2 separate regions of the Homo sapiens genome follow, and region 2 is linked to region 1. A link is an interaction called in ENCODE POLR2A ChIA-PET data of the cell type or tissue named here. Cell type or tissue: PC-9. All regions are shown on one strand. Each heading gives the region's core, and the rest is flanking DNA. Links, peaks and the distances in the headings are about the cores only. Region 1 overlaps NTPCR (nucleoside-triphosphatase, cancer-related). Region 2 overlaps PCNX2 (pecanex 2).

Region 1 (12,346 bases), core at 5,134-10,133:
GACTGAGCTCATGATATGGGGGAAATATACCACACAAATTAGTAATATTATCTTGACTTATTCTTCATAACGTTGGGTGAACAGAGTACTTTCCAAAAACACCCGAGAACTCTTCCAGTTTTAGACAAGATAGAGTAGACACACTTGTGTTTATTTTTCCTGCTAAGGATGTTATTTATAATACAAGCATAAGAAGACCTGAAAAGTGAAGAGAAAAAGACAGACTGGCTAGGAACCTAAGGACCTAAGGAACAACACAACAGACACAACTGAAAATCATTTGTCATGCCAAGAATCAGGAATACCTAAACCTGAGTGAGGAAAGGCCATCAGCAGATCTCAACAGCAAGGTGACTCAGATAGTGGAATTATAGGGCAAGGATTTGAAAACAGCTATCATAAAAATGCTTCATAAAATTACAGATACACATGAAACAAATGAAAAATAGTCTCAGCAAGAACTGGAAAGTTTCAGCAAAAACCTAGAAGATAGAAGAATCAAATGAAAATTTTAGAACTATACAATAGCCAATAAAAAAGTCACTGAATGGGCTCATCAGCAGAATAGAGATGACAGGAGAAAGAATCAGTGAACTTGAAGGTAGAACAATAGAAATTACCTGACAAAGAGCAGACTTAAAAGAAAAAGTAATGAACAAAATGAACAGAGTTTCTGGGACCTGTGGGACTATAACAAAAGATGTGACATTCACATCATTGTAGTAACAGGAGATGAGTGTGGGGTTGAAAAAGTGTTTGAAGAAGTAATGGCTGCATTTTTGTCATATTTGGCAAAAGACATAAACCTACATTTTCAGTGAACCCCAAGAGGATAAACTCAAATTCATGCCAAGACATACCATAGTCAAACTTATGAAAATTAAAGTCTTGAAAGCAGTGAAAGGAAAGCAGCACCTTACCTATAGGGTAAAAACAATATGAGTGACAGCAGATTTCTCAGGAGAAACCATGAAGGCCAGAAGGAGGTGGTACATTTTCCAAGTGTTGAAACAACTGTCGACTCATAATTCTATAAGACATTCACAGATGAAGGAAAACTAAGAGAATTTGTCATAATAGAACTGCTCTAAAAGAATGGCCAAAGGAAGTTCTCTTATCAGAAAGGAAATGGTAAAAGGAGACCTGGAACATCAGGAAGGAAGAAAGAACAATGGGAAGAGTAAAACTCTGAGTGAGTGTAGTGGGCTTTTCTTCCTCTGTTGACTTTTGAAGAATTATGTTTGACAGTTGAGGCAAAACGATAACATTCTCTGATGTGTTAAAAAAAATAGCTGAAAAAAGAAAAGAAAGAACAGTACCTGAGAAGGAAAATAAAATCTCACTGATACAATCTTTGGCACCTCCTATTACCTAGTAAAGCATCAGTAGAAGAAATTGGTGATGGAGTATTTTTATTCATCTATTTGGTAAATATTGAGCACGCACTGTATGTCAGGTACTGTTCTATCCACTGGAGTTTTAGCAGTGAACAATAGAGAGGGAGAACCAGACATCATTTTATCAGTAACCCAGTCCTGCCATAACTCACTCCCTCCCACTATAATGGCATTAATCCATTCATGAGGGCTGCCCCCATGACCTAATCACCTCTTAAAGGTCCCACCTCTATTTGCATGGGGGTTAAGTTTCCAACACATGAAATGTGGGGGACACAGTCAAATCATAGCAGGTGACTTATGGGTTCTTCAATAATTTGTTTTTCAGAACTCTAAGAGGTTATTACCATTGTATCCCATTGAGTTTTATCCCATTGTATCCCAATGAGTGTGTCATTGATTGATTTTGCTGCCTTCTAGTTAATGTCATAACATTGAAAATGTTATCAACAACTTTAGTTCTTTTTCAAGCTGGCAGCTTCATAGTATGACTAAGCCTCTTGTTTAGACCTTGGGGTGCACATGTTCTTGGCAGCAGTGAGTGGATATTATCTGATCTTCCAGGCTGCTTGCATGCTACCTCACTGCCTTCTAACTTGTTTAATATGATCAGTGTCTGTATGCCCTGCTCAGTCTCCCCTTCCCGCTTCTTGATTGTTTAAATAAGAAGTTGAGGTGGTGATATCACAAATTTGTCTTCTCATCTGGTTGGCCTAGGTACGGCGAGAGACAGTACTTGACTCATCTGCTGGGCACAGATGCAGTACCAGATACTGGGTCCTGCTTATGTTCTGACTTTAACAACCCCAGACCTGAAAACATGGATGGAGCAGGCAGGGGAAGAAATGCCTCTTAGTATACAACTATGTGCAAGAAAGCAAAACAAAACCACATGCATTTCCTTGAAACTGTGGGAAGGGCCCCCAACATTCCTAATAAGCAAGGGATTGGATCTGGAGGTCACAGGATGAATGAGATGTGGCCTCTGACCCCATGGTGCTCACAGTCTTATCTTCACTGTGCCCAGGATAAATTCTTACCAAGGGCCCCCCTACAGCCACTGGGCAGGTGCAAGGGTTCAGGTTCACTCAGCTTCCTTTCTTTCTCTTAAGGCTCCAGTGCAGAAAAAAAGAATGGTTGGGATTACTTTCTTCTTTCTGCAGTCTTCTTTATTTCCTTTTCCTGCTCCCAGCTCCCAGTTCCCTCTTCTAATTAGCTTCTCAGGAAAGGCTTTCTGCAACCAAAATTCTGGCTGTTGAATAAAAAGTAGACTAGAATTTCACATAAGGCAAAGACTCCTGAGGTTGGCAGATGCTGTGATCCTTGTTCTTGCATTTGGGAGTGTGCTTTTCTCAACAGGGAATATCATAAGTGAATACTGCAGAGAGTTGCACATCAACATTTTATTGCATAATTTTCAGAAATAATCTTAGGGAAATCAAAGGGAGTATCAAAATATTAATATTGGAGTGTTTGCATTCTGCTCAATTTTCAAATTAATTTTTAATTTGTAATTGATATAATGTACATATTTATGGGGTACAGTGTGATGTTTCAGTGCATGTATACATTGTATAATGATCAAATCAGGGTAATTTCCATATCTGTCACTTTAAATTATCATTTTTGTGGTGATGACATTCAAAATCTTCTCTTCTAGCTATCTTGAAATATACACTACCTTGTTATTTACTCTGTAGTCACCGTACTGTGTCATAGAAGACCAGAGCAAATTCTCCAGCTGTGTATCACAGTCCACTCTCACAGAGCCTGGCTGGAGGCAGAAGCTACTGCAATCACTGCTGAACTCAGAGTGGAAGAAAAGGGCCCCTGTGGTGCCCACCTCTGTGTCGCCTCCTTTCTACCTCAGGTGGATTCCTTGAATGCAAACAACAGGAATGGACTTTGGCTAACTTAAGTGAAAACAGCATCAAAAAGCCTTATAGGCTTTGGAGCTGTCCCATGAAGCCAAAGGAAAAGCTGACTGTCCTCATTTCAAGTGGAGCCACAGCCGCCCAGGATTGACGCAGCCAGGACCAGTAGAAATGGGATCACAGGATTGACGCAGCCAGGACCGGTAGAAATGGGATCACGGGACTGACGCAGCCAGGACCAGTAGAAATGGGATCACGGGATTGACGCAGCCAGGACCAGTAGAAATGGGATCAGCTTCTGGCACTTGCTGCGTGAGCTCACTCCTCTTGGGGTGCAGATCTCAGTCACTCCTCTTGGGGTACAGATCTCAGAGAAGTTGCCAGGGCCTGGCTTGCCCACTTGTTGGCTGGGGGCAAGTTTCCTAGACCGTACAGTCTCCTAAAGACAACCAGAGCACTCTTCCAAGAAGGGTGAGCAGGTGCCAGGAACCAGAATTGACGAGGTCCGCTCTGCATCTCCTCTTCAGACATGTATTGGCACCTATTGTATGCCAGGCCCCCTCTTCAGATACAACCACCCTGAACCTCAGAAGGCTTCCACATGCACTCCCTGCTCTTACCGGGAACCTTGGCTCAGCCCCTTTTCCATGGTTCACCTGTCGAAATTACATCCAGGCTTAAGCACCCCTGGAAGCCTTTCCTGCCCCTGACCCCACACATGCCCCTGTTCCTGCCTGCCCCCCAGACTCCTTCATTGTCCTTGTTCATGCCTGTCCTGTCCTGGTCTGCGAGCTCCATGAGGTCAGGGTCCTTACCTGTGGTGCTTCTCTATGCGCATCTCTGTGCCTGGCTCCTGTTTGCCCTTCCACCCCATCAGCGTGTGTTGAGTGGATGGATATTATATGGGCCAAGTAGGAAGGCACTGTGATGGGAGCAGAGATGGCCCTTCCTTTACCCTGGGGCACTCGGGATGGTGTGGTAGTGAAAGAAAAATAAACAGATCATCGGGTAAAGCTCTGGTGAACTCTTTGTTGCTTTTGTTTGATTTTGTAATGGTGTAAGTGTTGGAGAACACACTGCAGTCAGGAGGCCTGAGTAACAGTCTGTACGGAGGCACCCTCACGTCTCTGGCTCTCCCACTTCTCCATGTTTCAAATGAGCACTTGATGTTTGTGGAGAGGCGGGTAGATGACTGAGCATCCCAGAATCCTGGGCGCTTCACTGCTGCTCTGCTGGGTGCCCTCCTGGGCCCCGCTGGCTCCCAGGCTCTCCTCCTCGCTTCACTCCAACAGTTGAGTTCCTTCCATTCAGGACAGGTCGTGCTCAGGGGTCCTGTGTGCCCATCATCCGTCCCGGTGTGCCTCGTCGGACTCACTTCACAGCTCTCCCCATGGTTGGCTGAAATCTGTCTGGGCTCCAAACCCACTTTGACTTTTTGAGCTGTCACTTGGCAGAAACTGATGCTGGGACTCGGTGATTCCTGTCCTGTTTCTGAGTGCTCCTGAAGAGCTGGGCCTCCTGCCTGGGTAACAAAACATACCTCACCCTCTCCCAGCCTTCCAGGCGTTTCTTTTAGAGAGTTACCTAGCACAAGATTGAAGAAGAGGAAAGGAGCTCTGAAGCCTGTTCTCTCACTTCTTCCCACAGGTCACCAAGGAAAACAGAAACCACCTTCTGCCAGATATCGTGACGTGCGTGCAGAGCAGCAGGAAGTGAAGACACGTGCATTCCTGCCTTCCGTGAAGGAGTGCCCAGTTCAAGAGGAGCCTGATGGAGCCCTGCCTGTCGAGGCTGTATGCCTATGGGGTTATGGAACCTTGTGGGCTTTTCTAGAGAAAACTCAACAGCTGTTTCCCATAAAATGTTTAAAAGATCAAATTAGCCTTAATGCTGGATTGTCTGTACAAGATTAACTATCCATTGTGGCTTATCTATGCTTAAAGATTTCTTGTTTATTTCCTCTTGCAGTCATGCACATGATTTGGGTAAACTGTGAGATGAGAAATGGTTTTCAGAGTATTAGATGGAATTCACCCCCGTTGAAGTTTATAAATGTGTTCAGGGGAAGCGGGAGGAAAGAGTTCACTGCCTAATCAGTTTTGCATGTCATGAAAATTAAATTCCTCTCCAGGTGCAGCTTCAGCCTCATGCAACTTAAAGTGATAACAGTTATTTGATTTTTTAAAAAATATTATTCCAAAAGAAAACCATTTTAGGTCATCTCCCCCAACTCTGTTTGCTTACTGCTTAATAAATATAAAAATAAATCTGATGGTTACAGACAGGAGGCATTGTGTGGGAGGAATACACAACCTTTGGAAGTGTTGATAGCATCTGATATTCAGCCGACCAGATGACAAGAGCTCAGGCCCACGGGTTTGCATAAGAGCACTGCTTTGCCTTAGTTTACTCGGGAGCAATTTTGAATCTTTCTATGCCTAGTTTCCCTTCCAGAAAAGCAGGAAGTGGCTGTCATCTCAGGAGTGATGTCACACCACAGAAGGAAACTGTCAACCACTCCACACAACTGTGGAGAGTGCCCAGTGCCAGGGGCTGGGCTTATCAGGAATAATGGTGTAGCAATGCGGAGTTCAGCCCATAACAGGGGTACTATAAAAATGAAGTAGGAAAGTAGAAGAGACCCCTGAAACCCCAGAACTGATAGAGGATAAAAACTTCCCTCCAAGTGGTAGATGGTACTGGAGTGATAAACAGTTCAGTGTTTTTAGGTCATTTTTGGTGAAGATCTATGAATTTCCAGGATTTTTTTTTAACAAATTAGCATTGGCTACAAACCCACTGGTATAAGCAGCAGTGTGCCTTCTCTCTAACTGTGGACAAGTCGGGCATGTGGCGGGTGAGGAGCCCTGGGCTGGGCACTGGGGCACAGTGAATGGGGCGGGAGGGGCTCACATCAAAACCAAAATGGCACGCAGCCCAGGTCTGGTTCCTCCATCAGTGTCTCTTTCCTCAGCGCTTTTCTTCCGAGGTAACTTTGTGAAGCTTGACTTGGACTTGCCTAGCCTTGGAGGGACCACAACAGGGAGGCCTAATAGATTATGAACTAAGCCCTCAAAAGGGCTACCTGCCCAGGAGGAGGAAGTGGGCATCTCCTTCCACAGTCCCTGCCTGGCGGGGCTGTTCAGGGAGACTGAGTTCCGAGCTCAGGATGTCTGGCAGGCTGGCTGTGACTTCCAGCCACCATCACCAGGACACCGGTGTGGGCTGCATGCCTCAGTGGGCCAGGAGAGGCACGGCCTCTGAGTTGGGTAGAGGCTTCCCACAAAGGCCTGGGAACCTGATCCTGGCCGTAAATCTGAAAGTACCACAGCCCTCAGGAGAACCAAGAGATAGGGAGGCAGGCTGGGGAAATGTCATCAATGTGCACCCAGGCGTGGTGGAGCTGGTCAGCCCCAGCTGGAGTGGGACCCCATCAAGATGGAGCCTTTCCTGGCACCTCCGGGAGGCCGTTTTGCGTTTCCGCCCTTCATGCATCTGAAACACCAAGGGCCATGTTCCTTCTGGTGCTTGTCCTTTTGAGCTTGGTGTTTCAGCCGTGTCTGTTTTGTAGACTTTGATTTTGTCTTAAATGAGAAAGAAAGCTGGTGAAGGTTATTTCAAAGTTAAATAGCTAGTCTGAGGGGCTTATCACTGAAGCCAGTTGTGCTTATGTGGGGTGGGAGTGTCACTGCCTACTTGAAAGTATGCACTTGTGTGGAACAGATTCAGGGTGGCCCCTAGCACTTGGGGCTGCGGGAGCTTCTGCACACTTTCCCTTTAACGGTAAAGAGACAAGCTTGGAGTGTTTAAGTGGTTCGTTCAGGAGCACAGTGATAGCGGTGACAAAGGAGATTTGAACCCACGTCTGCGTGGCTCCAAAGTTCACTCTTTCATCACTCCCTGCTGCGTCCTTCTTGAGGCTTTAGCATTTTTAGTGTGTTTTGTGCCCCCAGACCTCAGAGTTGACATTTAGCAGTGATAAACTGCTGTAAATCCAAAGAACGTTTAGTGTCTCTTGTGGTGAGGTCCTGAAATGATTGTTGTATTAGTCAAACAGAATGATCATGGAGCATGTATGGAGATGTCAGATGCAATCCCTGTATTGTAAGGCAATGACATTTAATGAAGGATAAGATGAATTCACAGATAACTAGAACTCAGGGCCAAACGCACACAGCCTGTAGCAACAGTGTCATGCTGAGATTTAAAGGAAGAAGAGGTGCCGTGGCAGAACTCCACGTGACCGTCCCCTCCCTGCACGCAGCCAGGATGAGAGGAGCAGAGCTGAGCGCCACCTCCCTGTCGGTGCCACGGCTGAGGTGAGGAGCTCTTGCCGGATGGTGGGGTGGGGGCAGCAGGGCAGATTGAAGTCAGGGATTCTCTTATACCTGAGTTTGGAATGCCTCCTATTCAAACAAAGCAAAATATCTAACAGATGGTTGGATATGAGTCTCAGGGAGGAATTCAATTTGAAAAGCACAGAATTAACATGTATTGCTTATATGAAGAATCTCAGCTAGAATAACAAGGTCGGATGGGAGGAATCAGGACTGATTTGAAGCACGATTTACTAAATCATTCTTTCCTTTTCCTCCTTAGCAGATCATACCGCCAGCTGCTTAACACGTAATAGTTTAATAAATTGTTTCTTCTTACCTCTCAGTGAGGGTAAGCACATGCAGGGAGATGGGTGAGTCTTTTAAATGGATAGTGTCATCTCTGATGATCAGCCTTGACAGGGAGAGATCCTAGTAAAGCTGCAAATTCAGGCACTCAGTTCCCAGCCCTCCAGTTATCAAGGGGGTGGGAACGCTGGTGGGCTGGAAAATGTGGAACAGACCTGCTCCTCTTCTTTTCCTGCCAATTACCGTATTCATAGAAGGTTGTGTCTGTGGATCACACCTGTGTGTGTGCTGATGGCGGATGCTTGTGTAGCATAGTGACTTGGGACAAAACAGCATGGTAGATGAGGCTGGAGACGGGTGGGCTAAGTAAACAGGCATTGCATTGCACATTTTGTGGGCAAAGAAGTTGAAGCATCGCATGATTTTAACAAATTACTTGCCAGATGATTTCAACACACTGCAAAATTTAGAATCAATAATGCCAAATTGGCCACATGATTTATATAAAACCAAGTGCTATGGTTTTAATATTATCTTTAGAGGAGAAACCATTTTGATCTGTGTCCAAATAACTCTTTTTTTTTTTTTTTTTTTTGAGACAGAGTCTCACTCTGTCGCTTGAGCTGGAGTGCAGTGGTGCTATCTCGGCTCACTGTAACCTCCGCCTCCTGGGTTCAAGCGATTCTCCTGCCTCAACCTCCTGAGTAGCTGGGATTACAGGCACCCGCCACCACGCCCAGCTAATTTTTTGTATTTTTAGTAGAGACGGGGTTTCACCATGTTGGCCAAGCTGGTCTCGAACTCCTGACCTCATGATTTGCCTGCCTCAGCCTACAAAAGTGCTGGGATTACAGGCGTGAGCCACCGTGCCCAGCCCCCAAATAACTCTTGAACTGGAAAATAACTCTTTAGCTATATACTGGCAGAATATTTGAACAACTCTAGCAAGAAATGTCAGTTTAGGGATGCCTCCTCTAAATGGGGGCTTAGAATATAACATTTTGCAGGAAGTCCTTTCTGATACATAGCTGACTAGATGAAGGACCAGATTAACAAGTTCATGAGTTGTAAATATAAAAGTTGTGTACCACGATAAAAAAGAAAAAGAAGTATGGCTGCACTGTTGATGGCTGGTCAAACAGCCCCCAAGAATCCTGGGGTGACTCCAATACTGCCACCTTTTCTCTGTGGGTGCAGTTGCCTGCGGATGTGTGTGCACATCTGTGCCTCGGTATGCACACTCGAGATGCCCGCTCTCATAGACGGTGCAGAGCGTCACTGCATTCCTATCTGATTAATGTGACCTTAGTGTTGTAGATACACTGTGTCACTTTCATCCTCCCTCCTCCCCACAAAAGATGCCACGAGAACTCGTGAACTGTGATAAGCAATGAACAGAATAACTGTTGAAGAAGCACCTCATGAACCTCCCCAGAGAAACGGGATGGAGGAGCACCCAGGGTGCTCTTGCTCTCTTGCCTGCGCTGCCATTTCCTTCCAGCCTGGGTTTCTAGCTCTTTGGGGAGATTCCCCGTTTTGTGGAATGCTTTCTGTGTTTCCTACTTCTGGATGCCTAAGGAGTGGCCAGTCATACTCCTGGCTGACCACTGCCAGGCACCGTGGTTTTCCTCACTGAACTCAAGGAGTCACCCTCCGTGGGGAGGCCACACTCACAGCTCCAGGCCTGCCATTTAGCCCTTGGGGCTTGGCTGTAAAGTTGCCCAAGAGGATTACAGGAGCTGCCAGCCAAGTTTAATTTGGCCACCTTAGAGAACTGCAGCAAGGCCCTATCAGCTTCCCATTAGACAAACAACTGCATTTAAATTAAATAAAGTTTGCACCTCTAGGGAGTGCTGACCTGAAAATAAGAACCTTCTGTCTGTGATTATAGAGTACACTTGCTTTTATTAATTGCTGATTCTTAGTTTACAAAAAAAAAAATTAGAAAAGCATTACCATTTACTTTCCAAGGGGCAAGAGATTCTCTACAATACCCTTCCCCCAACCCTCTCCTCAAATTTCCAAATCCTAAATACTTTGAAGAAATTTGTGTGACTGTTTAAAATTGAGTATTTCCTTCTAACTATTGTCTTTTGAAAAGGGATGGTTCACCAGGCCAGTGATACTCTATGGACTGCATTTTGGGACCTCTACCCCAGCAAGGATACAGGTTCCTGGGGTCTTGAAGATGGGAAAAGTTGTCTCAGAATTTACCCAAATGTCGTTCTCACCATAAAAGATATACTTGTAGAAATGAGAAGCTTCAGTATAACTCAAAACACTGGACGCAGCAATAACTATAAACATTTTAATTTCAAAAACAAAGGTGTGTGCGATGTTGTGTGCACAGTAAGGGTTGCGGGGCTTGGAGAACAAGCACGCGTCCCTGTGAAGCCCGCAGGGTGCTGGCGGCCCACCAATCGCCTGGACTACAGTGAGGAGCATTGTGTGACTCCGCGGTGGATTTCCATGCACCGAATGGACTCAGTTTCTAAACTCACATCCTAACGTATCCTGGCTTTTCACAGAATACTGGAGACATGACTGCATGCATGATCACGGTTCTTGTTGTGAAGCTGCCACCATGTTACGCTTAACAGCTGCATAAATATTATAAAGAAATAGGGTTTTCTTGACACTTAGATTTAACCTTAATGCATCTGCCCAGCTGATGGTATCAGACGTGCTGCTGTTCATTTCTTTTTCATGGTAACAGTAATGTATAAAGTGCCGATGATGTAACATGCAGTTGTCTTATTTTCATCAGGGCATTTGTTTCATGGCTCTGTTGAGTTGTTTTAAGTTAGTGAATGGCTTTTGAGATTTCAGATTCTGGAACATGTGTGGTGCTGTCCGCGGTGTGCCGCTCTGGGCAGCGCTGTGCCTGGCCAGGGAGGTGTGGTGTGGCTTCTTTGTTGCTTTTTTTTGTTTCCCCATCATGTGAGGTTTTTTTGTTGTTGTTGTTTGATTTTTTTTTTTTTTTTTTTTTTTTTTTCAAAAACCTGAGATCAGTTCTGTGTTCTGGAACAGCTCTCCTTTTCCACAGGAGGAGTCCCTCATGGATCGCGGTATTGGTTGGTTGTGGTGATTTGGGGAGCACGAGGGAGAGCAATGCAGGTGGGAGGTGTGGGGGAGCCAGCCTCCCCGCCCGGCCGCACGCCCGTCACTGCTCGTCTGACACACTTTGCTGCGAGGCCGTGTCGTCCAGGCCCATGTCCTCCTGGCTTGCTCTCCTGCAGACAACCCCGAGAGTGTCCGCCACAGCCTCAGCCAGACATCGGTCATGAAGCTGCCCCTGCTCGGTGGCATCAGGGGGCTCACATGGCTCGGAGAGGTGCTTCCAAAGAGAAGAGAGAAACAGTGAACAGCTCAGCAAACGTTCACTACCCACTTCTAACTGGCATCACCCCCATCCGTGCTGTGGGAGCTAAAGGCTAGCGCTGCCATATCCTTGAGGTCAGGTTCTAAAGTCAGGTCAAATGATAGAGGGCCAGCACAGTGGCCTCTGAGGACAGGACGGGCAACTGAAGCAGCATCTGAGACACAGGGGCTCTGCACGTGGGCCTTTCTGGATGACTGCGCTGGAAAGAGCGGCCCTGGGGGGAAGGGGCATTTGTGCGCCTGGCTTTCTAGCTGTAGTCAGTGTCACTTCATGCACACTTAGCCCCTGTCATGAATGCTGAGTTCTAGCAGGCTTGACCCCAGTAGAACACAGAGGCCATTGTATTCTGGGGGCATGTGGTCCCTACGACAATTGTCCATTTTGGAGAGCAGGAAGGAGAATTTGACAGAATCCCAGAACTACACCCATAGATTGTGACTTTAACACAGATTGGGGCATGGAGAAGGGTGATACTTTGTACATTTTTATTGAGGAAATAAAGAAAAGGGAGGGGAAATGTATTCTTTTAGTTATCTAACTAAGGTCAAACTCCTGAAGTAACCACCTCTTTCCTCTTGGCCAGGACAGCCTGGGGGTTCCAGGAAAGCCCATAAATCTCCCCTTCCATGAAAGGTGGCACCCATGGCTGCAATCCTGTGGCTCCTTGTAGGGCGGCCGGCCCAGCCTTGGCTTCCCCTGGCAGGAAGGTACTTCCCTGGAGAGCTGTTTCCCATGAAGGAGAGGGAGGGTGACACTAGAAATGTTCAGGTGCAGCCCCCCGTCTCCACCTGCAAATAACCTCACCCAGAACCAGAGGCCAAGCCACTGCAACTCTGGTGCTTGATGGAAAGCATGAGCCATGGTAAGGAAAACCTGAACACTCAAAAGGAGTGGGGGAACTCTCCAAACCTGACCCATTTTTGCCTTGACACCATCGATTTTCCCTGTCTACCAGGTCACATAGGAGCACTGCTGGGTATTTATTTACTTTTTTCTCACTGAAGAAGCTCAAGTATTCATTTCATCTCAGCTGGTTTGGGATTCTGGACAAGTAACAGCTTATTTGGG
Region 2 (12,346 bases), core at 3,950-8,949, 130 kb after region 1:
AAAGTTGTAAGAAAAAAATAAATTAATAGTTAACTCAAAAAAGGGGGCACTCCCCCAGCCCCTGTAACAGTCAGAAGCAAAGAGGTAATTTGAAATAAGAATGGTTAAGTCTGAACTGACACCATGCCAACCCAAAGGGAACACAGACATGGATATAGGTCTTAGGAGCTGAGGAATTGGGTTTTAGCATATTTGAATAGGTTCCATGTCCATAAAGAGCAAATTATAAAAAACTTCATTTACCAGTGCTGGAAAAAAGCAAAAAGAGTTTGCCTTCTGCCTGCTGTAGAGTAGATAAAAATCTGTCATCCATGATAAACCAAAACCTCAAGTCCTCATAATACAGGGCAGTGGGATTTAAATTTAAACTGTTCCAGTAAGGTGAAAATTTAAAAACAAGAAACTAACATAAAAAGTAGTGGAGGATGATAAAACTTCCTCACAGGAGTAAATGCATGAGATTCATTTTTCTTTTTTTTTTTTTTTTTTGGCTCCCATGAGTGACAACATACAACATTTGTCTTTCTGTGCCTGGTTTATCTCACTTAACATAATGTCCTCCAGTTCCAATCATGTTGTTGCAAATTGACAGGATTTTATTTGTTTTATGGTTGAATAAATTCCATTGTGTATATATACACGGTTTCTTTATCCATTCATCTGCTGATGGGGACTGAGGTTGATTCCATATTTTGGCTGTTGTGAATAGTGCTATCATAAACATGGGGGCACAGATATCTTTTTAATATGGCGATTTCTTTTCTTTTGGATAGATAGCCAGCCTTGGGATTGCCAGATGACATTTCAGTTCTAGTTTTAGCTTTTTGAGGACCCTGCATACTGTTTTCCATAGTGACTGTATTCATTCACTTTCCCGCCAACAGGGTATAAGTGCTTCCCTTACTTGCTAGCCTTTGTAACATTCTGATAACAGCCATTTTAACTGGGGTGAGATGATAGCTGATTGTGGTTTTGAGTTTCACTTCTCTGATGATTAGTGATGTAGAGCACTTTTTCATATACTTGTTGCCCATTTGTATGTCTTCTTTTGAGAAATGTCTATTCAGAACTTTTGCCCATTTCTAAATTGTTATTAATTTTTTTTGCTATTTAGTTGTTTGAGTTCCTAATATATTGTCGTTATTAATCCCTTGTGAGTTGAATATTTTGTAAATATTTCTCTCCCATTTTGTGGGGTTGTCTCTTCACTTTGTTTATTCTTTCCTTTGCTGTGCAGAAGCTTTTTAGCTTGATATAATCCCATTTCTCAATTTTGGCCTCGGTTGTCTGTGCTTTTGAGGCCTTACTCAATAAATCTTTGCCCAGTCCAAGGTCCTGAAGCATTTCCCCAGTGTTTTCTTCTAGTATTGTTTCATAGTTTCAGGTCTTATATTATTTAAGTCTTTAATCTACTTTGATTTGAGTTTTGTGTATGGTGAGAGATAGGATGAAACTAGATGTTTCATCCCTCTGAATATACATATCCAGTTTTTCCAGCATCATTTATAATGTTTTTAAGTTTTTAACTTTTGTGAGTGCATGGTAGGTGTATATATTTATGGGATACATGAGATATTTTGGTATAGGCATGCAATACGTAATAATCACATCATGGAAAATTGGGTATCTATTCCCTCAAGCATTTATCCTTTGTGTTATAAATAATCCAGTTATATTCTTTTAGTTCCTTTCAAATGTACAATTAATTTATTATTGACTACAGTCTCCTTGTTATGTTATCAAACACAAGGTATTATTCACTTTTTCTATTTTTTTTATACCCATTAACCATCACCACCTCCTCCCAATGTGCCCTTAATACCCCCAACCCAGCCTCTGGTAACCATCCTTCTATTCTCTATCTCTAAGAGTTCAATTGTTTTGATTTGTACATCCCACAAATAGATGAGAATATATAATGTTTATCTTTCTGTGCCCAGCTTTTTTTACTTAACATAATGACCTCCAGTTCCATCCATGTTGTTGCAAATGATAGAATTCTTTTTTATGGCTGAATAGTACTCCATTGTGTATAAGTACCACATTTTAAAAAATCCATTTACCTATTGATGGACACCTCAGTTGCTTCCAAATCTTGGCTATTGTGAATAGTGCTGCAACAAACATAGGAGTGCAGATATCTCTTCAATATACTGATTTCCCTTCTTTGGGGGCATACAGCCAGCAGTGGGATTGCTGGATCATATGGAAACTCTATTTTTAGTTTTTTGAGGAACTTCCAAACTGTTCTCTATAGTGGTTTACTAATTAACATTCCCACCAATAATGCAAGAGGGTTCTCATTTCTCCACATCCTCACCAGCATTTGTTATCATCTGACTTTTGGATAAAAGCCAGGTGATGCTGATGCTGCCAGTCTGGGGACCACATATTGCAAATCATTGCACTAAAGGGCTAGAAACACAGTATTCAATTTTCAAAGTACTAGAGGAAAAAAAGGACCAAAAAATTTCATTTTGTTCAATAGATGGTAAGAAAGAAAAGGTGGAGAGACAAAGAAAAAGCATCATGAACATAAAGCCAACAAAAAATACCATGGTAGAAAAAAGTCCAAACATATCAGTAATCTCAGTAAATGTAAACAGATAAAATTTGCCTATCAAAATACAGACTCTCGGTCTGCCTTAAAAATAAAAATCTTGTTAGATTTAGAAGAAATATTAAAGTCACCTAAAAATTTTAGGCAAAATAATTTTTAAAAAATCAATACATTTTTACCAAAATAAAGTTTCCTTACCTCTTTTAATAGTAAGCAAAATATTGAGGCTTTTACTCAAAATAGAATACATAGCAGTACATAATGATGAAAGGAGAGTGTCACCAGGAAGATAAAATAATTGAAATGTATACACTTAGCCATGTAGTCTCAAAAATATCTGAAGTAAAAATAGGTAGAATTACAAGGAAAGATTAATAAATCTATAATCATAGGGGAAGCTTTTAAGATACCTAGCTCAGAAAATGATAGTTCAATTAGACAATAAATAAGCATATGAAATATTTGACCGACAGAATTAACAAGCTTCATCTAAGAGATATGTATATTAGAACCTTACACCAACCAAAAGAGAAAGAATATAATTTTCAAACATAGGTACATTTAAAACAATTGATGCCTTACTAAAGTACAAAAGTAGTCTGATCCATGCCAAAAATTAATATCATGCACAGTTTTACAATTAAATTAGAAGTCAATAATAAAAAGTTGGCAAAATAACAATTGTAATAATCACAATCCTTTGGATTTGCATGTAATAAAAACAATGGAAATAACAGTTAAGAATAAATTATAATGAAAATTAGAACATATTTTAAAATGAATGACAATGAAAAGCAGTAGTACCAACTAGAACTTTTAGAACCCAGGTAAAGCAATCTGTAGAGGAGAAGATATTGCCTTAAAATGTGCATCTTAGAAAAACTTCACAGTCCATATTGGCAGGCTATTTCCTAATGTAAAAATTCAACAAGGATATTATGAGAAAGAAAATATATTCTTATCTATGAATATAAATGAAAAAACTCTGAATGAACTATTTACAAAATGAATCTATAAATGTATAAAAACACATCATCATCAAATCTGGTCCACTTCATAATGATATAGTATTAGGAAAAGATGTTAATGTAATTCACAAAATTGAGAAAGTAAAAAAGAAAAACTGTATGTTGCTCAATTGGTGCAGAAAGGACGTTGAAAAATAAATTCAACACCCATTCATAAACATCCCTTACAAACTAGTAATAAAAGAGTTCTTTTTAAACCTCATAGAGGATACCAGAGCTATGTTGCAATAAACACTGTATTTAGCAATAGAATTTCAGGATTATTCAGACAAGAGGCATTAAACAAGATGAATCTGATTAACCTAAAACAGAAGAGTGAAAAGAAAATTACTAAGGGAGACTAAAATATAAGGAGAGAGAAAGGAACATGGGGTAATAGTTTATCACCTGTGAAGTACAGTTTGGGAGATTTTAACTAAAAAGAAAAACAGAAACAATGCAGGGATGATAGTATCCAGCAGGAGTAGGCTACTTAGGCAAGTAAATGTGGCGTTAATAAAGGAAACGCAACAAGCCCTGATTCTTTGATTAGCTGACCTTATGCAGCCAGACACATTCAGACCCTTAAGAGAACACACTAGACAGAAAATATTATTTTAAGGTCATATTTCATGACTGCTAATTAGTGTATCCATAAACACAAATGAAGTCGACATTGCACATTGAAATTGTATAATCTACCAAGATGTAGGAATGCACAAAACTCAAAGGTCTCCTCTGGACTCCTGAGAATTAGGATCTAAATGTAATCCTGGGTCTGTGTGTTTCTGCATGTGTTGGGGTCTGGAGCTTTAGCTTAAGGATGTATGGGGAGGTGGGCCATTGAGGAAGGAAGCAAGGGTGGACTTCAATAAAGAAGAAACAGGAGATAATGACAGTGACTGACGAGGGAGAGATGCTTTTGTTCTCTAAGTATCCTGCTCATTTCACCTTGGAGTGAAGTGGTAGAAACAACACAGTTTATGCACACACTCTGTCTTCCTTTACAGTTTCCTGCATCTTTAATTCCATGTTAGCCTTCCTCTAACTATTCCATATATGAAACAGCTTCTCCATCTTTGAGTTGTATTCTATTTAGCTCTCTCTTCCTTGTGGAGAAGAAGCAGCTTCCTGGATTCTGTTGGGGGCTTCCTCTCCTCCCTCTTTTTTTTTTTTTTTTTTTTTTTGAGATGGAATCTCGCTGTGTTGCCCAGTCTGGAATGCAGTGATGCAATCTTGGCTCGCTGCAACCTCTGCCTCCCACGTTCAAGCGATTCTCCTGCCTCAGCCTCTCGAGTAGCTGTGACTGCAGGCACGTGCCACCACACCTGGCTAACTTTTTGTGTTTTTAGTAGAGACGGGGTTTCACCGTGTTAGTCAGGACGGTCTCGATCTCCTTACCTCGTGATCCGCCCGCCTCAGCCTCCCAAAGTGCAGGGATTACAGGCTTCCTCCCTCTTAAAGGTCTTATAATCTTGTGTGTAGCGAATCCTGCCCTTGGGAAATGGGTATGACAGCCAAGTTCATTCACCTCCTATCAGGATGCATGCTGCTTGCTTTTACCCACATGGTATTTCAGCAAGATAAACAATGTTAATGTATGAACTATAAGGCAACTTTTTGTAATGCCCTCCTGTCCCTCTAATCTTCTGCATACCTCTCTGGATATCTAACTTACACATTGTCCTGAGATTTTTCTATTTGTAATAACATTTCATCAATCTAGTACATATAGGAATAAGATGGTTCAGGTAGTGATTTTTCCATATAACTGAAGCTTTCTCTTGTAAACACTGAAACTTTCCACATTTATGCTTTATGCTCTTTAAAACAAAATATAATAATACGAGTTAACTTAAAAAAAAAGTACAGAGTTACACAAAGTGTACAGTGAAAGTTTCTGTTATCTGCTTTACTCTGACCTAACTTCCAGTACCAATCACAGTTAATGACTATTTGAGGAGTTATCCTTCCTGCATTTTCTGCACTTGAACATGTATTATACACACACACACACACACACACACACAAAACCATGCACAGCCTTTTTATGTAACTTGAATTAACAAGGTTGGGTGCAGTTTGTAGTCCCAGCTACTCAGAAGACTGAGGAGGAATCACTTGAGCCCTGGAGATCCAGGCTGCAGTGAGCTGTGATCAAGCCACTCCATTCCAGCCTGGGTGACACAGTGAGATCCTGACTCGAAAAAACAAACAAACAAACAAACAAACAAAAAGAGCCCTGCTAACATTATTTATCCTGGGTAAGGCTATGTCTCAATCATGATCCACACTGGGACATTCCAGCTATGTGAAGCAATATAGTTTCAATTTTGAGTTGTATTTTTGACATTTGCCAACAAAAACCTCTAATATACCAAATTTATCCAAATTTCATGTAAAATTAAAATACTTCAGAAGGCTTCTGGTTTCTTCTCTGGGATATACAAAGCTGTAAAGCATGTTTCTTCCACACTTACAATGAAAAAAAAAAAACCCACAAACTTTAAATACATGACTTTTCTAAAAATCTCATTACAGAACTGAGTTGTAGAGCAGACAGCTCTCAGAGGCACGTAAACCAGAACAACTGCATGTTGAATAGGAGCTGAGTAAAATGAGGCTGAAACCTACTGGGCTGCATTCCCAGACACTTAAGGCATCCTAAGTCACAGGATGAGAGAGGAAGTTGGCACAAATTACAGGTCATAAAGACCTTGCTGATAAAACAGGTTGAGGTAAAGAAGCTGGCCAAAACCCACCAAAACCAAGATGGCGATGAGCGTGACCTCTGTAGTCCTCACTGCTACACTCCCACCAGCGCCGTGACAGTTTACAAATGCCATGGCAACGTCAGGAAGTTACCCTATATGGTCTAAAAAGGGGAGACATGAATATTCCACCCCTTGTTTAGCATATACTCAAGAAATAACCATAGAAATGGGCCACCAGCAGCCTTCTGGGCTGCGTTGTCTGTGGAGGATCCATTCTTTTATTCCTTCACTTCCTTAATAAACTTGCTTTCACTTTCTACTGCAGACTCACCCTAAATTCTTTCTTGTGCGAGATCCAAGAACCCTCTTTTGGGGTCTGGATTGGGAATCCTTTCCTGTACCACACCTAGTCCAAAATCTGAGGAGAGAAAGATACCTTCAGGGAGAAAAGAGACAATAAGCACTCACTCACCTGGGGCAGATGCAACCAAAGCTGGTGGGAAGATTTTGGCCAGTGGAATCGATGAGTTGGTGAACACAGCTATGTGTGGGCTGGTGGGACAGTGTAAAGCCTTAGGGAGCCATAGAAATTGCCGGCTCCTTCTCTCAGAATTCTACAGGGTGTTCACAGAAAAGACTGGTGAGCACCCTAAGAACATGTCTGATGTGGCGCAGACCTGAAGGGAGAAAAGGCAGACATGCACAGGAGCACACGGCTCAGCCGGGCCCTTCTGCCAACTCTCCAATGGAACAAAAATTGTAATCTGTGGAGGAAAGGTCAATAAATGCTGTTGTCTTTAGGGCACTGATGAAAACTCACTGCAGCTGGGAGGGAAGGGATTGTTTAAAAATGAGAAACTCTCCTTCTGAGGAAGGGGCAGGAACACCTGCTGGGCCCAGGATTACAGACAGGGGAGAGAGGAAAGCTCAGGATGCATCCCTGAGACCAAGGGGTTTCATTAGAAAATTAATCAGAATGTCCTCCGTGTCCCACCCCCTGCCACCAAGGTAACAAGTTGCAAGTAAAGAGTAAAACATATACCAATGGGAGAGGGACAGGAAAGGTATAAGAGCATGCAGCCACTCTGAGGTGCAGCCTGAAAGCTGGGGACCCAGCAGACTTCACTCTGGCAACCCCGCCTCACTCTCCAACCTGAACACAAGTTATCCCTCCAGGAATTCAGGGTCCATGATGCCCTGAGGATAACCACAGCAACAACAAAGCTCAACAGTGTCCCACTCGCCAACTAGGTTCATTCAACTCCTCCCCCCATATCAGAAGTCTAGCAAAGGAAATGTATGCACATTTTCAGGCATAAAAACTATTTACCTCAGTCTCTATGGGCCTCCACAGAACATCCAGCTGTCAACCAAAAATTATGAGGCACACAAAAGGGCAAGAAAAAAAATTCACTCCTAGAAGATAAAGCCGTAATCAAAGTAAGACTCAGAGATGACACATATAGTGGAACGATCTGACAGGGGATTTAAAAGAACTGTGATTAATATGTTAAGGGCTGTACTGGAAAACAACGCCGGATGAAAGATTGAATGGGTAATCTCCGCAGAGAGATGGAAACTATAAAATAAAAAGTCAAGTGGAAATGATAGAAGTGAAAAACACAGTCACAGATATAGAAGGCTTTCTTTCCACAGGTTCATCACACTGGACACAGTCGAGGAAATAATCAGTGAACATGAAGACAGGTCAGCAGCAATGGCCCACACTGACACACAAAAATACAACTGAGTTCAAAACTGCAAACATTACTGAGTATCCAAAACCTTCAGAGCAATACCAAATTGTCTAACATAGGCATGTTTTGAACCTCAGAAAGAGAAGAGGAAGAGGGCAGAACAAAAGAAATATTTGAATAAATAATAGCCAATAAATTTCCAAAATGACAGACACCAAACCACAGATTCAGAAGATCAGGCAGGGCGCAGTGGCTCACACCTGTAATCCCAGATCTTTGGGAGGCCCAGGCGGGCAAATCACCTGAGGTCTGGAGAAACACCATCTCTACTAAAAATATAAAAATTAGCCGGGCTGTGGTGGCACATGCCTGTAATCCCAACTACTCAGGAGACTGAGGTGGGAGAATCACTTGAACCCAGGAGGCAGAGGTTATAGTGAGCTGAGATGGTGCCACTGCACTCCAGCCTGGGTGACAGAGGGAGACCCTGTCTCAAAAAATAAAAAAAATTAAAAAAAGGAAGATCAGATAGTACCAAGGAGCATAAATATACAAATGAACAAATGAATAAATAAACAAACAACAAAAACCATATGCAACAACTGCTGGAAACAAAAGACATATATTCAAACTGCTGAAAACAAACGACAAAAAGAAATCTTGAAGGCAGCCAGAAAAAAGACATATTCCACAGAGAAGAACAAAGGTAAGCCTTGCAGAAGACTCCTCAGAAACCATGCAAGCCAGCAGGTCATAGAGGGACATCTATAAAGTGCTAAGATGGCTGGGAGAACTGCCATCTTGTGGAACTATCAACATAGAATTCTATTCCCAGCAAAAATATCTTTCAAAAATATAAGAGAAATACTTTCTCATGCAAACAAAACTGACAAAATGTCTTGCCAATAGGCCTACACTCAAGAGCTGTTCAAGAAAGTTCTTCAGGCAGAAGAAAACTTCAGGTCAGAAACTTGAATCTACACAAAGATATAGAGCATTGGGAATGAAATAAATAAATTAAAATCATGTTTAGAAATTTTTAATTGCTCTAAAAGAGCAATTTTCCTCTAAAGCAAGAATAGTAAACAACGGATTGTGTGTTCTTAGCATATGTAAGAATAAATATATGACAATAATAGCACAAAGGAAAGGAAGGAGAAATAATGTTAAAATTCCTCACACTACATATAAAGTGGTATATTATTTAAACGTAATATTATTTAAATTTAATATATATTTAAATTTATATTATTTAAATAATATACCACTTTCTGTGTAGTGTAACAACACCACACATATACCTTTAAAGGCAGATACTGACGAATTAACTTTTATATTCCTAATATAAGAGAATGACTTTTAAATGGCACAAATAATATGTCAGTAGAAGAAATAAAATGGAATAAAGAAGTAGTTCAAAGTGACATCCCCTCAAAGATTATCCTGTTATCCTTCTCTCCACTGCCCTGATCACTTGTCTCCTTCTAGAGACTCTTAAAATATTTGGCATATCATTTTTTATCACACGGAAAGTCGTACAGAATCTTGGCAGCAAGAATGGGCACTGGAGTCAGACCCGGGTTCTGATGCTAGGTCTGCCTCTTATTAGTTGTGAGATGGGTTTCAGTCCACTGAGCCTCAGTTTTCTCATCTGCACAGCAGACTGGTGCCTACCTACCTCAGCAATTTATTGTGAAGATTGAATGAGGTCATCCATGTACATTTTTAGCTCAAGAACCAGAATATTATAAGTACTCATAAATACAGGTTATTTTACTGGTTGCACTTATGAGATTGTTTCAAAATTATTTATTTTTCATTTTTTATTTTTTGAGACAGAGTCTTGCTCTGTTGTCCAGGCTGGAGTGAAGTGGCATAATCATGGCTCACTGCAGCCTCAACCTCCCAGGTTCAAGCGATCATCCCACCTCAGCCTCCAAAGTAGCCTCCCAAGTAGCACCACCACACTTAGCTAATGTTTGAATTTTTTGTAGAGATGGAGTCTCCCTATGTTGTCCAGGGTGGTCTTGAATGCCTGAGCTCAAGCGATCTGCCCACCTCGGCCTCCCAAAGTGCTGGGGTTACAGGTGTGAGCCACCACACTCAGCCCCAAATTATTTTTTATATGTCTGTCTCTCCTGCATCCCCCATTAGAATGCACTGTCATTGGCAGCAGGCACTGGTATTATTTACAGTTTTACTTTTATCTTCTAGAAGATTTGTAGGATCATAGTAGGTATTTCAGTTAATGCTTTTCAGAAAGTGAAACAAGTGACTGAAGGCCTCAGGTATTGTTCCAGTTCATCAAGCGCATAGGCTATAGGAGCTTGGGTTCAATGGAATTTTTCCGATTACTTCATGATTCTCATTTACATGTCACATCTTTGCAATTGCCACTGCTTTTTCTGATAAGACAGGTATTTATCCTCTCTTCCTCCCTGGATGTTTCAAATTTTATAGTAACTATCTCAGTCTCATTCATAGCCTTTCTTCACCTAAGGTAGAAACACCATGGTTTGGACCACTCAAAGTACTTCCAAAACTGCTAGTTCAAGGAAAGAAAGAATGGGAAAATCTGTGACCTTGAAGATCTTGTCCTAAATATGAGCACCTGGTATAGAATTGAAATCTGCAGGTTCCAAATGTACATCCTATAAAACAAGATGCCTACAGCCAGCACAGGAAGGCACATGCCAGTGGTCAGCCTTGCAAGGAAAAGGCTTCCCTGGCGCTTCACCAGATTGAGTTCTCTATTCTGGAAGCACTTTAAGGAGGGCCTTTCAGAGGGCACTCCTAGGTGCTGAATGAGCAAGGTTTTCAAAATTCTTTCAGCAAGTGAGTCTAGAGTTGTCACCTGTCTTGAATTCCTGAAGCCACTCAAGTAGCCTTTGTGCCTTAAGCACACCTTACTTCCCTGCTCCTTAGAAGATTTACCAGCTCTGGCTCTTCAATTCTCTCTATTAATGAAGGCACATCACTGCCCAGAGGGACTGCAACATTTAACCAGTGAGAATTCTCTCTTTCAGCAGAGAATGCTGCAAACTTTTTAAAAAGATGGGCGTTCGTAAATACTTCTTTGATGTGTTAGCGGGATGAATGTGTCTGTGTAGATCTTTGAACAATATAACTAAATTCACATATTTATTATAGTATACTTTGGCATGAGAATTAAGCAAAAATGAAGAAAAAAATTTTAAGTCTTACATGCTAGGCTTGATGTCCCAAATGGGGAGAAAAAGCTGACTCTTACTTTGAAGGCTGAAGGGCAGAGGAGTTACTAGCGTGTATTTCAGCCCCTCCCATGAGATGAACTGCAGTAACTTGCATGGTTTGAGTTAAGGGAAATCATCCTCTTTGTGTGTGGGTGCCGTCCTAGGGAGGAGAAGACAAGAAAGTGGATGTGTTAGGCTGTAAATCTTTAAGGGATGTGTAGGTTCTGTGCAGGCACTTTCCTGCAATTACACAATACAACACTAAGAATGCAGCCACAGGCTGTGGTCACAACGCAGTGAGCTGGCCAGTTGGGTGACATCAGCTTGTCATCACCAGGGTAGATTTACAGCTAGAAGCAGATTGTGGTTTATTCTTCCTGGTTTTGCAAGAGGGATTCTGATGACTAGACAGCACAGAGCAACAAACTCACAGCTCTACTGGCCCTGTGCTAACTCCCCACTGTGAACAGGACAGCAGGCAGCAGCTAGACAGCTGAACAAGATTCATAAGAAGCCAAGAAAATCAAAACATACACCTTGAGAAGCCAGAGGAGGAAATCTAAGTAATCCATAGGCTCAGTCTAAAAGCCTTGCTTCTCCCCGTACTCCCTTCCCCCACCACTATGAGTCAGCATCTCTCTAGAATAATAAAACGCCACCCAACCCCTGCATCCAAGCTAAGAGTTTATTTCTCAAAAAAACAGTTTTCCATCTCGGAAGCTCTCAAATGAATTCAGTCAATATGTGCTGAGTAATTATTACGAGCCTGCCTCTTGTAAGATGTTGTGTAAGGTAGGAAAGAAAGAAATACAGCAGTGGTCTCACCACTGAGGCATTTCCGGTCTTCCTGGGAACACAGACGCACTAGAGGTGTGTGTTCTTTGTTTTCAGGCATAGTGCAGAGCTTGTGAAATTCTTTCCCTGAACCATCCTGGGTGGCAGCTGAGAGTGCAAATGTATCCCTGAAAGCCCAGAAAATGTGTTTTGCCTATGCAGTGGCTGCATGGAACTTCTGCAAACCAGTCTTTACTCCTGAGCCTGTGCAGACTCGAATAGCACTGAGTTCAAGTCAGCCTCTGTAAGTGACTTAGGATATGCTAATGAACAGTCATTGTAAGAGAGCAATATTCAACATTCCGGAGTTTTATTTCATATC

Evidence for each region. ChIA-PET counts read pairs that join two places held together with the same protein. Peaks named below come from ENCODE experiments on the same cell type or tissue, not always from the same donor. Only the 100,000 strongest peaks of a DNase experiment are listed, where the experiment ranks them.
Region 2: POLR2A ChIA-PET joins it to region 1 with 15 read pairs; 2 of 35 experiments call an interaction of 5 or more read pairs at or near these places.

Annotation. Positions count from the first base shown.
Region 1 is chr1:232,973,245-232,985,590 of GRCh38, forward strand. It overlaps NTPCR (nucleoside-triphosphatase, cancer-related), which reads left to right. Exons shown (of 5, transcript NM_032324.3): 5 at 4,919-10,638. The coding sequence ends at 4,987. PCNX2 (pecanex 2) reads right to left here. Exons shown (of 34, transcript NM_014801.4): 34 at 10,191-11,233. The coding sequence ends at 11,060. Among named protein-coding and RNA genes, the nearest start is that of NTPCR, 29 kb to the left of the region's middle. RefSeq lists an enhancer at 4,510-5,709. In PC-9, for the core only: no CTCF peak of the experiment used is centred there; no DNase peak of the experiment used is centred there.
Region 2 is chr1:233,101,617-233,113,962 of GRCh38, forward strand. The region is part of intron 21 of PCNX2 (pecanex 2); the gene reads right to left. Among named protein-coding and RNA genes, the nearest start is that of NTPCR, 160 kb to the left of the region's middle. In PC-9, for the core only: no CTCF peak of the experiment used is centred there; a DNase peak (open chromatin) is centred at 6,215; H3K27ac peaks cover 2,049 bases.